2 separate regions of the Homo sapiens genome follow, and region 1 is linked to region 2. A link is an interaction called in ENCODE POLR2A ChIA-PET data of the cell type or tissue named here. Cell type or tissue: Panc1. All regions are shown on one strand.

Region 1 (8,000 bases), 170 kb after region 2:
CAGAAGAAATGGTCATAATGTAGTTGTATAATATTTTTTCCTCTACTTTTTCTCCACTCTCCAAAATGATAGTTTCTCATCTCTTCCCCCTCCTGTTTTAGTACCAAATTTTCATTCCAATGGTGAATAAAGTTCTGGTGCGACACCGAATCAATCATCAGCGCTATGATGTGCTCATCTGCAGAATTGTCAAGGTGAACTATACTTCTTTTCTGTTCTGAAGTCCCTGTTGTCTTTACTACTTGATATTCTTGTAATCTTGGCTATGGGAGTTTGTGTAGCTTTTTGGCTGTAAATTAGGGATTGGCAAACTTTTTTCCAGTTTTGTAGACTATGTGGTCTCTTTTGCAGCTCCTCAGCTCTGCCACTACAGCCTGAGAGCAGCCATACACAATGTGTAAATGATGAGCCTGGCTGCATTCCACTAAAACTTTATTTATGGACACCTAAATTTGATTCTCTCAATTTTCATGTGTTGCAAAATATCAATCTTCTTTTGATTTTTTTTCCCCCCAACCATTTAAAAGTATAAAAACCCTTCTTAGCTCTTGGGCTATATAAAAACAGGCAGAGGGCTGGGTGCGGTGGCTCCCGCCTTGGGAGGCCAAGGCAGGTGGATTGCTTGAGCCCAGGAGTTTGAGACCAGCCTGGGCAACATGGTAAAACCCCATCTGTACAAAAAATACAAAAAATTAGCTGGTCATGATGGCGGGTACCTGTGGTCCCAGTTACCGAGGAGGCTGAAGTGGGAGGATCACCTGAGGCTGCAGTGAGCTGTGATTGCACCAGTGCACTCCAGCCTGGGTGGCAGAGTGAGACCCTATCTCAAAGTAGATTAAAGGCTAGGCACAGGGGCTCATGCCTGTAATCCCACAACTTTGAGAGGCTGAGGCGGGAGGATCACTTGAGGTCAGGAGTTCAAGACCAGCCTGGCCAACATGGCGAAACCTCGTCTCCATTAAAAATACAAAAATTAGCCGGGCATGGTGGTGTGCACCTGTAGTCCCAACTATTCAGGAGGCTCAGGCAAGAGAATTGCTTGAACCCAGGAGGCAGAGGTTGCAGTGAGCTGAGATTGCGCTACTGCACTCCAGCCTGAGAGACAGAGCTAGACTCTGTCTCAAAAAAATAAGTAAATAAATAGGTTCGATTAGATAGGCAGGTAGGGAGTGGCACAAATAAATAAGTGAATAGATGATTCTTTTTAAAAAGTTTTAAAAAGCCAGGGGATGGGGGCTGTTTGCCACCTTTGCTCCAAACACTTTATCACTTTTCCCATTGCCGACAATTGTTTATCTTTGCTAGTTGCATGGTTGCTTGATCTTAATACTAAGTCAGTGCTTGTCAGTAACTAGGAGTGACTAGCAAAGACTGTCTACAGTTGGGGAGTCAGCCCATCTGTGGTTCATTTTGTCCATATGTGCAACTTTTTACTTCTTACTGAAATCCTGGCTCTACCAGGTCTGCACCTCCCAAAATTTAAGGATATTTCCTAAACCAGAAGCATCTAGTAGAGTTATAGGTGTTTCCTATAAATCTTTGGTTGTAGGGATACACACTTGCTGATGAAGAGGAGGATCCTTTGATTTACCAGCATCGGATGCTTAGGAGTGGCCAAGGGGATGCATTGGCTAGTGGACCAGTGGAAACAGGACCCATGAAGAAACTGCACGTCAGCACCATCAACCTCCAAAAGGCAAGTCCATTGTTTCAGGTGACTGGGAAAGGAGAGCTCTGCTCTTCTCACTTACTCAAAACTTTTAACTGTTTAAACTGGGCAACCGAAAACCAGCCCAGGTGTTTTTTCCAGAAATCTAGATACCATGAACTTAGATCATTTTGTCTTTTTACAGGTGCCTAAATTGTAATTTTGTTTTGAATAGAGAAAAAGTAGAGAACAAAATGTCCTTTTGTGCTCCCTTGGAATATGGATGGTAGAACCTTTTGTTGCAAATACATTCTCATTTTTTACATGAAGGGAACAAAGCTAGTGAGCCCCCTAGTTGGCATTGAGACTGATGAAGGCTCTTTCAAACAGTGCTTTTCAAACTTCTCAAACTCATTGGGCTTACCAGTTGCTGGGAGTCTTGTAAAAATGCTTATTCTGTTGTTGGCAGTCTGATTTGGGGCCTGATATTCTGCATTTCTGACAAGCTGCCAGCTAATGTGATGCTGCTGGTCCATGGACCATACTTTGAGTAGTGAGGTTTTAGATGTTTCCAAGTGATTACTGAATTATCTCTGCTGGCCAAAGCCTAAGATATGACCAGCTTTTCACCATGTATGCCATCAGCTATCCACCTAAAAACAGGCAGTTTCAAAGCATCTCTAGTGAATCAGAGCACAATAATCATAATTACTTCACCAACTTTAAATAAATATACCACATCGAGTATTTTCCATTTTGCATTAGTCTTTCATGTTTCTGGTGACTGTAAGCAACTTCCAGTTTAGATTTCAGTGTTATTTTTCATCTATTAGCCATCTCACTCCATGTGCAGCAGCAGATAGAGGTGAAGAACTGGGCAAGACTGTGTCCTAGCTGACTCGTTCACTTCTTTTGGAAAAACCCATAAAGATTTGAACACAGTCCTTTGTGCATGTGTACGGGCTCACGCCCAGCTTTGCGGAGCACTGGGGGTTTATTACTGTTGTTTCAGAGTCTTTACTCACACAAACAGCTTCAAGTGACCACTGCTAAGAAACGTTTGCTGGGTTAAGATGGAGGTAGTAAAATATTCCTGGGTCAGGAGTGATGCTGCTTTCCCTCTGGGGATTTTGTAACTGCTACTCTGAGACTTTAGGAGGAAGAAAAAGGTTATCAGTCACTTGGCATTCCCAGGTAATCATTGAGGCCACCCTGCTGACACCTCACACTGGAGGGAGGGGCCAGGCAGGAGGCCAGATGTACATTTCCACCCAGATGTTTTCATCCTGACTAGGTTCAGAATGTCCTTCCAACCAGGCAGCCGTCCACCCTGCTTTAGAGCTTTGTTCTCTCTATTTTAGGAAATTCCTCAGTAATCTAGTTTGCTTCCAGGAAGTTTTGCTTTCTACCCAGACTTGGAAAAAATAAGCATAAACCTTGCCAGATAGACAAAAGAAAGACTCTTAGTTTATCTCACCTGAGAAAGTAGATCAAGTTCAAAACTCTAGACAGAATCCTCCACAGCTCACTCTCAGATCTATTTCATTGGGAAGTAAATTGTGGGAGCTGGGCATGGTGGCTCATGCCTGTAATCTCAGTAATTTGGCAGGCCAAAATGGAAGAATCACTTGAAGCAGGAGTTTGAGACCAGCCTGGGCAACATAGTAAAACACCATCTGTATAATAAAAATGAAAAATGAAAAAAATTAATTTCAGCCTGGGCAACAGAGTAAGACCCTGTCTCAAAAAAAAAAAAAAAAAAGGAATTGAAAAAATTTTAAAAATTAGCTGAGCAGAGTGGCACCTGCCTGTAGTCCCAGCTACTCAGGAGACTGAGGCAGGAGGTTCACTTGAGCCCATGAGTTCCAGGGTGCAGTGAGCTATGATTGCGCCACTGCACTCCAGCCCAGGTGACAGAGCAAGATTCTCTTCAAAAAAAAAAAAAAAAAAGAGGTAGGGGGCCAGGTGCAGTGGCTCATGCCTGTAATTCCAACACTTTGGGAAGCCAGGCGGGAGGATTACTCGAGCCCAGGAGTTCAAGACCAGCTGGGGCAACATGGCAAAATTCCCCCTCTACAAAAAATACAAAAATTAGCTGGACATGGTGGTGCATGCCTGTAGTCCCAGCTACTCGAGAGGCTAAGGTGGGAGGATCTCTTGAGCCTGGGAGGTCAAGGCTGCAGTAAGCAGTGATCATCCCACTTCACCACTCCAGCACAGGCAACAGAGCAAGACCCTGTCTCACCAACAACAACGACAAAAAAAGGCAGCAGACCTCATTGTTCAGAAGTAAATTGTGCCTCCTTATAATCATGTGATGATAATTAGGGATTGGTGCATTTATCAGTCTTAACCAACTTTCAGAGTAACAATTTGCCACCTCAGTCACCATTTTATTTGTTATGATAATATTAGATTTATGTGATACAGAAAACATAAAAACCATTTATGTATACTTCTAGAATGCCTTCCAGAATTTTCAGCAGCTTTACTGTCTGTCTGAATGATAATCTGTTTGGGTTTACCTTCACCATGAGTAAGCTGGCATTCCATGAACAGGCACCAGCATCACCAGATGAGGCGATCAGCAGTGGGTGGATGGCAAGAGGAAGCAGCTCGTGTTTACACAGTTGTTATAGAACCCAGAGAATTGAGAGTTGATAATGTTTTACAGAGCAGGGGGAAAGGGCCACATGGGGGACTTGGCCTAGTCAATAAATTAAGCTATGATTTTTTGAAAACCTATTTACTGCCATTTATCAAGTAATAGTAACAACTGACATTTATTGAGTGCTTTCCGTGTGTCAAGCACTGTGGTGGAACACTATATTAACTCATTTAATCTTCATGATAACCCCATGAGTTAGGTGCTGTCGTTGCTGTCCCACTTTACAGATGTGGACCGTGAGGCACTGACGGGTTAAGTAATTTGCCCAGTGTCAACTAGCATCAATGGTGGAGCTGGGATTTGACCTAGATAGCATGACTCCAGAGCCCACTCTCTTAACCACTGTGTTGAATTGTCTCTGCCTTACCCAGGCCCAACCTCATTTCATTAGAGGGAAAAAGAAACTAGTAATACTTCCCTGTTTATGTGCAGCTTTTAACAATTGCTGTATAATATAATACAGCTACACACAAACCCATCTTGTAGGGAAGAAACCAGGTATCTGTGGGCAGGAAAGGACTGGATGTTCCCATTGTGCTCAACAGAGCAAGGTCTAAAAATCAGTCTTTGGTATCTAGTCTCCCTCTTCCTTCTCATTCAGAGGTTCTCGTTGTATGGTCAGTGGTATTATTTAGTTTGTCTCTTGTAACATTTCTGCTTCGGTTTTTGACATAAAGTGATAGGTTGTCTAATTCTATTCATCCGTAACTCTTTAGAAGCAACAGCACATCTCCAGTGTATCCCAGGGAGGTGATGGTTGAGTCCTTGATGGTATAGCACCTGGGGGTCTTTTCACTCACTGGACCACTTCACTAGTCCAAAGTTTGAGACCTTCTGCTCTGTCTTACATGATTTCCCCCATTTAGGGAGGATTGATGTGTCCTGCTGGAAAAATCTATGAAGAACATATTTTAAAAGTTAGGGATTTAGTGTAGTTAGGCCTAGGCCAGTTCAAATAGGTGTTGTTTTGACAATAATAACAATCATTTTTTGCTCCTTTATTCCGGCTAAGCCATTTAGACACATTATCCTTAGATGAGGCACTCTGAGGCTCAGCTGCAAAATACAAGTAATTTGCCCAGGGTGTTACAGCTGCTGAGTGGAAGAGCCAGGATCCCAGGCAGGTGTTTCTAACTTTAGAGAACTAGGCAAATAGTACTAACTTTGTGCCAAGCACTGTTATAAATTCATTACATTTATTAACTTAAAACACCCCAGGAAGCAGAAACTATAATCCTCATTTTACAGATGAGGAAACTAAGGCACAGGGGAGTTAAGTGACTTGCCAAAGATCAGAGAGCCAATTATGTTATATAACTGGGATTTGAACTGAAGCCATTGAGTCAAGTGTAGCTGTTGCCCACTACACTATACTGTTCTCCAAAACCTCAGCCTTTCCACCCACCTGAATAAGCTGCCCCTGGTAGTAACTCTTGATGTCTGGAGAGTTCAGAGTTTTGAGAGAAGTTGGAGGGGATAGAGTAGAAATTAAATCTGTTCAACCCCTTTTTCTTGTTTTACCACAGTGCCATGTGCTTTGGGCTCACTGCTCACCTGGTTGCAACATGATTCACTATGGTGTAAACCTGAGCCTTTTCCCTCTTCTTGCGTGACTCTTCACTGTCAGATGAGCTGGTGTTCTAATGCAGAGGACACAGCTCCCTTCATGCCCTGCTGGAGCCCATTAGGCTTTGTCGAATGCACCCGAGTGTGGCAATCCCATGTATTCTGGTTCTGTAGTGCTCCTTTGCTGCAGTCAGAGTCCAGCACAAAGGAGTTGTGAAACAGGCTTTTTCCACAGTGTGGTATGTTCCAGAGTTGCTGTTCTTAATTAAATATTATTCTTTTGTATTTGTACTCTAGGGGAATTTTATCGTGAAAGATGGATTTTATAAATCTAAAAGTAGAATAATCATTAAATAGATGAGGACTTTTTTCAATTGGCCCTTGAAACTGATTGTTTTCCATTGTCACCTGTGGGATCACAGGCCTGGGGCGCTGCCAGGAGGGTCTCCAAAGATGACTGGCTGGAATGGCTGAGACGGCTGAGCCTGGAGCTGCTGAAGGACTCATCATCGCCCTCCCTGCGCTCCTGCTGGGCCCTGGCACAGGCCTACAACCCGATGGCCAGGTATAGTGTGTCAGGGCGGGTGGAGAAGATCAGCACATAGAAAACGATATATACAAATTAGTTTTTATTAGAAGTAATAATCAAGGGGCTGGTATTTTTAATTTTTCTAATTTTGTGGGATACAAAGAAAGAGAAAGACAAATTCAACAAGCTCATACTGTAGCATCTATCTTAACCTTGCTAGTAGACCACAAATTCCTTTTTCTAGTAGCTTTAGGTCTAACATTTTAATTACAAAGTTATTTATAACTCTAAAAGCAACTGTGTAATAGTTGAATGTAACCTATTTCCAATAACAATGGTATTCTAATTATTGCTGTTTGTTACAAATACCACAGGAAAAAAAAGGTCTGAAACAATAACAGTTATTTATTTTACTCCTGAATCTGCAATTTGGGAGGACTTTTGGGACAGCTCGCCTCTGCTCCACATGGTGTCAGTGGAGATGGTTTGACTGGGGCAGGATGGAGGATCCGCATTCAAGGCTGGCTTGTGTGTCTGGCAAAGTGCAGGTGACTCTCGACTAGGAACCCAGCTCTGGCTGGGGGCCTTGGTTCCTCTCCATGGGATCACTCCATGAGTTTGCTTGGGCCTTCTCACAGATGGTGACTGGCTTCAAGAGTGAGTGTCCCAAGAGAACGAGGTAGTAGAAGAGCATGGTGTTTTTATGATCTAAGTCATAAAGAGTCTTGGAAGTCATGAAGAGTCACTTCTGCCTTGCCCTGTTGCTCAAGGCAGCCACAAAGGCGCAGTCAGGCTCAAAGGAAGAAGACATGGGCACCCACCTCTTGAGAGAGGAGAAGTAATATTCTAACAGACTATATGGGACAGGAGCCACTGTTGCAGACATCTTTGGAAAATAGAATTTGCCAGAATTTATTTTTTCTTTTTTTGAGAGTCTTGTTCTGTTGCTCAGGCTGGACTGCAGTGGCACAGTTGTGGCTCACTGCAACCCTGCCTCCTGGTTCAAGAGATTCTCCTGCCTCAGCCTCCCGTGTAGCTGGGATTACAGGTGTGTACCACCACACCCAGCTAATTTTGTATTTTTAGTAAAGACGGGGTTTCGCCATGTTGGCCAGGCTGGTCTTCAACTCCTGGCCTCAAGTGATCTGCTCACCTTGGCCTTTCAAAGTGCTGGGATTACAGACATGAGCCACTTGGCCAAAATTTTTTTTATTGATACATAATAGATGTACATATATTTTCAAAGTACATGTGATATTTCGATACATTCATATAATGTGTAATAAAACAAATCAGGATAATTGGGATATTCATCACTTTAGACATCTTTTTTTGTTGTTGTTGTTTGGTTGGTTTTTTTGTTTTCATTTTTGTTTTTGTTTTTGAGATGGAGTCTTGCTCTGTCACCCAGGCTGGAGTGCAGTGGCGCAATTGTGGCTCACTGCAACCTCCGTCTCCTGGGTTCAAGCGATTCTCCTGCCTCAGCCTCCCGAGTAGCTGGGAGTACAGGCACACGCCACCACGCCCGGCTATTTTTTGTAATTTTAGTAGACGTGGGGTTTCACCATGTTGGCCAGGCTGGTCTTGAA
Region 2 (8,000 bases):
TCTAGCTGTGTGCCCAGGAGCAAAGGAGAAATGATTTAGTCCAGTCTCAGCCCTGCCCTGAATATGGGAGTGCTGAGAGCCAGCAGAGCAGACAGAGCCCATCTGTTTCATTAATTTGCTGTTTGTTCTTGGGCTGGGGGTGGAGGAATGCCCACAGGAGCTAATTTAGTTGGCAGCAAAAGGGAGTGAGTTGGGAGGTACCCATGGGTTCTGGTTTATCAGCCCAGGCCCAGGGCACATAAGGAGCAGCCATCTCTGAGGAACACCGGGCCTGAAATCCAGGGGTTCAAGTGCACAGATGGACCTGGGAGGTGGAGGCTGCTATTACTCCGTGGAAGGGAGAAGTGAGGCCAGTTGGTGGGTTAGCGGGATTCACCTGCCCCGAGTGAGCCAGCGAGTCCTGAACAGCTCAGGAAAGAGGTCAGGGGTACCTGACAGCCTCCCTTCTTCTAGGAGTTCCTGTGAGGTGTGTGGAGCCAGGCCTCAGCTCACCCCACTGTAGGCTGCATCCAGATGAGGGGGGCCAGGGCTTCAAGAGCAAGCCAGCCATGCTCCCCTGCAGAACTGGGGTAGGAATGGAGTACTAATCTCCTCTCTGCCAGAGCCTCCAAGGCCTCCACCCTGGCATCCCATCTCTCTGTGCATGAAGAATCGTGATCCAATTTATTAAAGGCTCTGAAAAGTCATGCGGACAGGAATCTTGTTTCTCTTGGTTTAACCAGCATTTCCCAGCATTATTTCAAAATGTCAAAATTGGAAAATACTGGTAAGAGTCAAAAGAAGGCCAGGTGCAGTGGCTTACGCCTGTAATCCCAGCACTTTGGGAGGCCGAGGTGGGCAGATCACTTGAGGTCAGGAGTTCGAGACCAGGCTGGCCAACAAGGTGAAACCCCGTCTCTACTAAAAATACAAAAATTAGCCGGATGTGGTGGCACATGCCTGTAATCCTAGCTACTCGGGAGGCTGAGGCAGGATAATTCAACCCGGGAGGCAGAGGTTGCTGTGAGCTGAGATCGCGCCACTACACTCCAGCCTGGACAACAGAGTGAGACTCTGTCTCAAAAAAAAAAAAAAAAAAAAAAAAAAAGAATTAAAAGGAAAAAACCCAGATGTAAGCCTGAATGCCAACCTGAATGCTTGCAAGCTCTGTCCCCTTTGCCAATCTGAGCCTCCAGGAGATGGAGATAATAAAAGGAACTTGCTACCACATGGGACAAGCTTAGGGATTACACAGGATGATGTGTACGCACCTGCCACTTAGCTGGTGGTTTAGAAAATGCAACTCTTCTGCTTCCGCGCTAAGCTCATTCCCCAGGGAATACCCGGCCAACACACATCCATGTGATGTCATCAGAACTTTGCAAGCAGCCACCTTCCACGGATCAGGAGGTTCAATGCTACCAACAACAGGAAGGACCGAGATAGCTCAGAAGCGAGGCTGGAGCTTCTCTCCTCCTCATTATCTTGAAGTCAGAAGTGCAGCTGTCACTCGGCCCCAGCCCCAAGCCCTCTTAACCTGTTCCCATTTCCAGCCTCTTACCCACTTGTAAAGGTGCGGGCTGGAAGCTTGATTCCCTGGGCTCTCCTGGCTCAGGGCCCTGACCACGGCAGCCGCTGAAGATGGCCTGCTGACAGTTTGATTACCGGTGACCTTCAGAGCTGGCTTAGTTAGGAACATGATTTATAACCGAATTATAGGGAATTCTATTGCCGGAGGTCTGGGGGGCTGCAGCAGCCACCTTCCAAGGCAGTCTCCACGCCCCCAGCTGACTTCCCCCAGCAGGGAACAGGTGTATAAGGGGACCAAGAGAATCCAGACCAGCTAGGGGTAAATCAGAACTCTTGCTGTTACTGGCTGTGTGACTGGGCAAGGACCCCAGCTCCTCAGGCTCAGCTCCCTGATTTGCAAAATGGGCATGATCATATAGCCTGCCTCAAAGAGCCGGATGGGATCAAGTGAGATTATACCTAGAAAGTGCTGGCATGGGCCAAGTGCGGTGGCTCACGCCTGTAATCCCAGCACTTTGGAAGGCCAAGGTGGGCGGATCATGAGGTCAGGAGATCGAGACCATCCTGACCAACACGGTGAAACCCATCTCTATTAAAAATACAAAAATTAGCCGGGCATGGTGGTGCATGCCTGTAATCCGAGCTACTCAGGAGACTGAGGCAGGAGCATCACTTGAACCCAGGAGGTGGAGGTTGCAGTGAGTCAAGATCTCGCCACTGCACTCCAGCCTGGGCAACACAGCGGGACTCCATCTCAAAAAACAAAAAGAAAAAGAAAGTGCAGGCATGGATGGTACCTGGCATGGAGCAAAGTGGCGCCTGCATACTCAACCAGTGGGAGTCATTACTACCAGTAAAAGAAGCCGTGACAGGGACAGTCCATCTGCCCCAGAGCTCCTTGGATCAGCCCTGCTCCCTCCTTGTCCTCCCCAGATGGTGACTGATGGGCTTCTGGGAAAACAAACCAAAAAGGCCTTTGGTGGATTCCTCAAGCACAGAATCCATTCGGAGTGATCAGTACCTGGCCAAACTGCTTATGAGTTCTTTTGAATGTCACTCCTGTCCTGACCCGGGGGGACAATGAGTCAGTCCTGTGAACACTGCAGTTAGGTCAGGCAGAGGGAATTTGCACCCCTCGCCCCTCTGGGCAGTTCCAGAGTTCAAGCTTTTGTCTTAGGCCAAACGAAACAAGCCCAAGCAGGCGCTGAAACAGGCAGGTCACCGTGACCCCAATAATTGTCCTTGCCAGGGATAAAAAGTCTTTTGAACTAAGAGTAGCAGCAGCCCCAGGAGCTGAACAGGAAGGAGATTGCACCTGGCCAGAGAGCACTCCCACACACACCACACACCACACACCACACCACACACCACACACACCACACAACACACAAAACACCACACACACCCATCCACACACCACACACACCACACAACACACAACACACCACACCACATACCACTCACCACACCACACACACCCATCCACACAGCACACAACACACCACACAACACACCACACACACCCATCCACACACCACACAACACACAACACACCACACACATCACACACCACACACCACACCACACACCACTCACACCACACACACCCATCCACACAGCACACAACACACCACACAACACACCACACACACCACACACACACCACACACTACACCACACACATCACACACACCCATCCACACAGCACACAACACACCACACAACACACAACACACCACACACACCCACACACCACACACACCACACAACACACAACACACCACACACACCCATCCACATAGCACACAACACACCACACAACACACAAGACAGCACACACACCCATCCACACAACACACACAACACACAACACACCACACACATCCATCCACACACCACACCCATCCACACACACCACACACACCCATCCATACATACACACCACACCCATCCACACGCACACACTACACACACACCACTCACTCTACACACACCACTCACTCTACACACACCACACTCATTCACACACACACCACACACACATTCACACACATCCATCCACATGCACACCAGACTCATACACACACCACACACACATACACACACACATCCATCCACACACACACCCATCCACACACCACACACACACATCCATACACACCACACCCATACACACACACCACACTCATTCATACACACCACACACACACATCCACACACATTTCATACACACACACACATCCACACACACACCACACACTCCACGCACCCATCCACACACACGCATGCACAGGGGAGGAGCTGCTTGGCAGAGGCTTTGCCCCCTGCACCCTCTTCTCCAGAATCCTCCCATAACCTTCCCTGCTTGGGCCTCCCTTGTGGGTCTTTGGAATCCCAGATCTGGCTTGAAGCTGAGGGACTCTGCTTCCTCTGAAAACCCCACAGAGAGTGAGCAGGATAACAGGGAGACAATTCCTCCGTCAGTGTGGCCAGGGCCCACCCGCAGGTTGCCGATGCTACCTTCCCTCACCCACCCTGGACTCGGCTATTCAGAGCCCTTTCACATTCAAGTCTGGCCTGATCCCTGCAGCAGCCCTGCCAGGGAGGTATCAGCATCCATTCACAACGAGCCTGTTGAGGATCAGAAAATGCAACCGCCTGTGTCAGGATCACCCAGCAGGCAGGCCTGGGGCTGCTACTCACATCTGCTCCACTGACTCCCCGTCCAGTGCTCCTTCCAATCCTGCACTGTACACAGGGGGGCCTGTGGAGACAGCTCCAGCGTAGGAGAAGTCGAGCTCTGGGGAGGAGCCCAGGGACCATCGCTTGTCCCAGCCTTCAGGCAGCCTTGCCTGCCACGTTATTTAAAATCTTTGGAGACAGAGAAGGAGCCAGTGGAGGCCAAGGATGAATGCCTGGTTGGCCCTTCCAGAAAGATGAAGATTTCCAAGGTCCTGAGTGGGTTCCAATTCCTCTCTGCTCTTCTTCCAGCATGGTGTCACTTTGCCTTCCAAGACTCCATTTTCTCATCTGTAAAAAGGGATAATATATAAAGAGTGACCAAAAAAAAAAAAAAGACAACCAACCCTATTCAGATTGGTGGGAAGTGTAATTGAGCTATCACCAGGTCAGCTGCAGAAGAGCTGCTCAAGAAATAAAAGCTGTTATTAAACACATTCACAAAAGAGGGTTATTGCATGCTACCTATTTACATTGATCTTTTCTCAACCCAAAATGTAAGCATTCATTAACTGATGCCAAACAAAAATTAGCTGGGCATGGTGGCACGTGCCTGTAATCCCAGCTACTCAGGAGGCTGAGGTAGGAGAATTGCTTGAACCCGGGAGTTGGAGGTTGCAGTGAGCCAAGATCGCACCATTGCACTCCGGCCTGGTGATGAGAGCGAGACTCTGTCTCAAAAATAAAAATAAAACAAACCTGTAAATTTCATGTGGAACCAGATAGGGTGTGTGTAAATAAAGCAGTATACACATTCGTTACCGTGTCAATTTCCCTTTGACATATGTTTTCTTGCTGGGCACGATGGCTCACACCTATAATCCCAGCACTTTGGGAGGCCAAGTCCGGCAGATCTCTTAGCCCAGGAGTTTGAGAACAGCCTGGGCAACAGGTTGAACCCCCATCTCTACCAAAAAAAAAAAAAAAAATTAGCCGGGCATGGTGGTGCACACCAGTAGTCCCAACTACTTGGGAGGCTGAGGTGGGAAGATCGCTTGAGCCTGGGAGGCAGAGGTTGCAGTGAGCCAAGAGCATGCCACTGCACTCCAGCCTGGGTGACAGAGCCAGACCCCATCTCAAAAAAAAAAAAAAGAAAAAGTGGCCAGGCTCAGTGGCTCACGCCTATAATCCCAGCACTTTGGGAGACCAAAGTGAGCAGATCACCTGAGGTCAGGAGTTCAAGACCAGCCTGGCCAACATGGTGAAACCCCATCTCTACTAAAAATACAAAAATTATCCAGTCATGGTGATACACACCTGTAATCCCAGCTACTCGGGAGACTGAGGCAGGAGAATCACTTGAACCCGGGAGGCAGAGGTTGCAATGAGCCGAGATCATGCCACTGCACTCCAGCCTGGAAGACAGAGAGAGACTCTGTGTCAAAAAAAGAAAAAGAAAAAGAAAAAAAAAAGAAAAGAAATACATTTTCTTTACCGTGAGTTCAATAATGACAGGCTAGCTTAGCAGTCCTTTTATTTCTCCTAATTTGACCCTGGCACACCCAGCTACATCTGTCCCAGCCTCCTGTCCAGTCCCCAGCCCGCCCTCACAGGCAGCTGGTGCCCTCCGTTCCTGCCACATGATTCCTGCTCCGGAGAGGTTGAGGCCACTGGCTGTCACCCTGGATTTTATGCTGGATCCCAACCTCATCTCATGAAATCACATTAACAGCCTGGTTTTGAGCATTCCTTTGTGTCAGCCTCTTCTTTTTCTCTTCTTCCCCCTTTTCCTAACCTTTCTCCCAATCCCAAAGAAGATGTTCTTCCTTCTCACCCCACTCTTCATCTGTTTCCTTTGCCAGCTCCTCTTTTGTCACCATTCCTCTCCCCCCACCCCCTCAGGCTGACTCGGCCCTCCACACGCACTCAACGTTTTTATCTTTCAGAGACATCATCCGTCCACCTAGCTTTTTCAGCCTAGCAAAATCAAAAGAAACCTCCATTTTAAAGTTATAAGGAAAGAACTAGCTTCTGAGAGTGGAAGTGACTTCACCAAACGCACACAGCAAATTGATGGCAAAACATAGTTACCCATCAATTCCACCCGGTAATGAGCGGTGATTGCTTAAGAGGAATGGAGTTTCTGTCTGGTGATGAAAAAGTTCTGGAACTGGATGGTGGTGATGGCTGCACGACAGTGTGTATGTATTAAACGCCACTGAATTGTACACTTAAGAATGGTTAAAATGGTAAATTTTATGCTATGTATATTTTGTCACAATAAAATAAAATAAGCCAGGTGCAGTGGCTCACGCCTGTAATCCCAGCACTTTGGGAGACCGAGGAGGGCAGATCACAAGGTCAGGAGATCGAGACCATCCTGGCTAACACGGTGAAACCCCGTCTCTTCTAAAAATACAAAAAATTAGCTGGGCATGGTGGCGTGCGCCTGTAGTCCCAGCTACTCGGGAGGCTGAGGCAGGAGAATGGTGTGAACCCGGGAGGCGGAGCTTGCAGTGAGCCGAGATTGAGCCACTGCACTCCAGCCTGGGCGACAGAGTGAGACTCCATCTCAAAATAAATAAATAAATAAATAAAATAAAATAAATAGCTAGATGACAGCGATGCGTCTACTGATCTTCCGGTAGTTAGACCCACGCCACCTCCTTCCCAGTCCAGAGCTCTGAAATGCACACTCCAGTCATTTGCTGTTGAATCCCGATCCTCATGTCCAGACCTCAGCAGCTACAGTCTTCCACTGAATCATCCACAACCCCAACAACAATGACCATGTATTGAGCAATTCCTCTGCCCTGGGCCAGATGCGGTGCTCGGGGCATTCCGGGCAACCTCTTGCTTAAATTTGGATGCCCCTCTGGCGCAGCCCTCTCTCCTTCGCACCTCCTACTTTTTCGGTAGGCTCATGTCGTCTTTCTTTTCAATATCTGCCCTACTGGCTTCTTCCCTTTGCTGCCAACGACCCCCGCCTCTGCCCCAGCTCACATAAATTCTGCTACAGCCACCCAGTTCCTTCTCCACTTCTGTCTGCCTCCTGCTCTGGGCACCCTACTCAGAGCAATCAGCAAGTCTCAGAGCTGGACAGGACTTTTGCCGGGCACCCTTTTCCGAAGTATAAATACTCTTTACACAACCTAAAAAAAGTGCCTGTGGTGTCAGCTCAGACACATCCAGGAACCTGCAACTGACCGCTCCCCATGCCCTGCAAGTAAAGGCCAAGCTCCTTAGCATGATGTTTGGGGATCAGATGCCTGTCCGCTCCTCCACCCGCCCTCCAGACAGATAACATGCCTTATTGCTGTGTTCCCAATATGTAGCCAGGGCTGGCATTTAACAACTAACTCTGTTTTATTCAACAAGCAGTTATGGACTGCTACTGATGGATATACTGTGGGAACAAAAACGATACAGTCCCTGCCCTCCTAGAGCATAAACTCTAACCAGAGGGCAGATCCACCAGCATAGAAATAGATTCCTAGACATGACAACCATTGATAAATGCTAAGAAGAAAAAGATGGGGATGTTATGAGAGAAATTAATGGGGGAAACTACTTCGTGTAAATGTTTGATGAACTAACAAGCCGAAGAATGAATTCATTAAATCACTGGATCAATGAATGGTGAAGAACTCTGCTCATACAAGAACCAGTTGTAAGCATGAACGCTGGAGCCAGACTGCCTGGGTTTGTGTCCTGGATATAGCACTCACCAGCTGTGTGACCTTGGGCAAGTCACTTAACCTCTCCATGCCTAAACTGCCTCGCTGATAAAGTGTGGGATAACAATAGTATCT

Evidence for each region. Peaks named below come from ENCODE experiments on the same cell type or tissue, not always from the same donor. Only the 100,000 strongest peaks of a DNase experiment are listed, where the experiment ranks them.
Region 1: POLR2A ChIA-PET joins it to region 2 with 10 read pairs; 2 of 35 experiments call an interaction of 5 or more read pairs at or near these places.

The regions. Positions count from the first base shown.
Region 1 is chr1:11,203,008-11,211,007 of GRCh38, reverse strand. MTOR (mechanistic target of rapamycin kinase) reads left to right here. Exons shown (of 58, transcript NM_004958.4): 24 at 102-194; 25 at 1,550-1,696; 26 at 6,305-6,447. Among named protein-coding and RNA genes, the nearest start is that of ANGPTL7, 18 kb to the right of the region's middle. In Panc1, no CTCF peak of the experiment used is centred here; no DNase peak of the experiment used is centred here; H3K27ac peaks cover 1,072 bases.
Region 2 is chr1:11,369,292-11,377,291 of GRCh38, reverse strand. LOC105376740 (a long non-coding RNA gene) reads right to left here and starts at 5,603. Exons shown (of 4, transcript XR_946959.3): 1 at 5,506-5,603; 2 at 4,213-4,539; 3 at 1,251-1,397; 4 at 1-5. RefSeq lists enhancers at 3,633-4,132, 4,133-4,634. In Panc1, no CTCF peak of the experiment used is centred here; no DNase peak of the experiment used is centred here.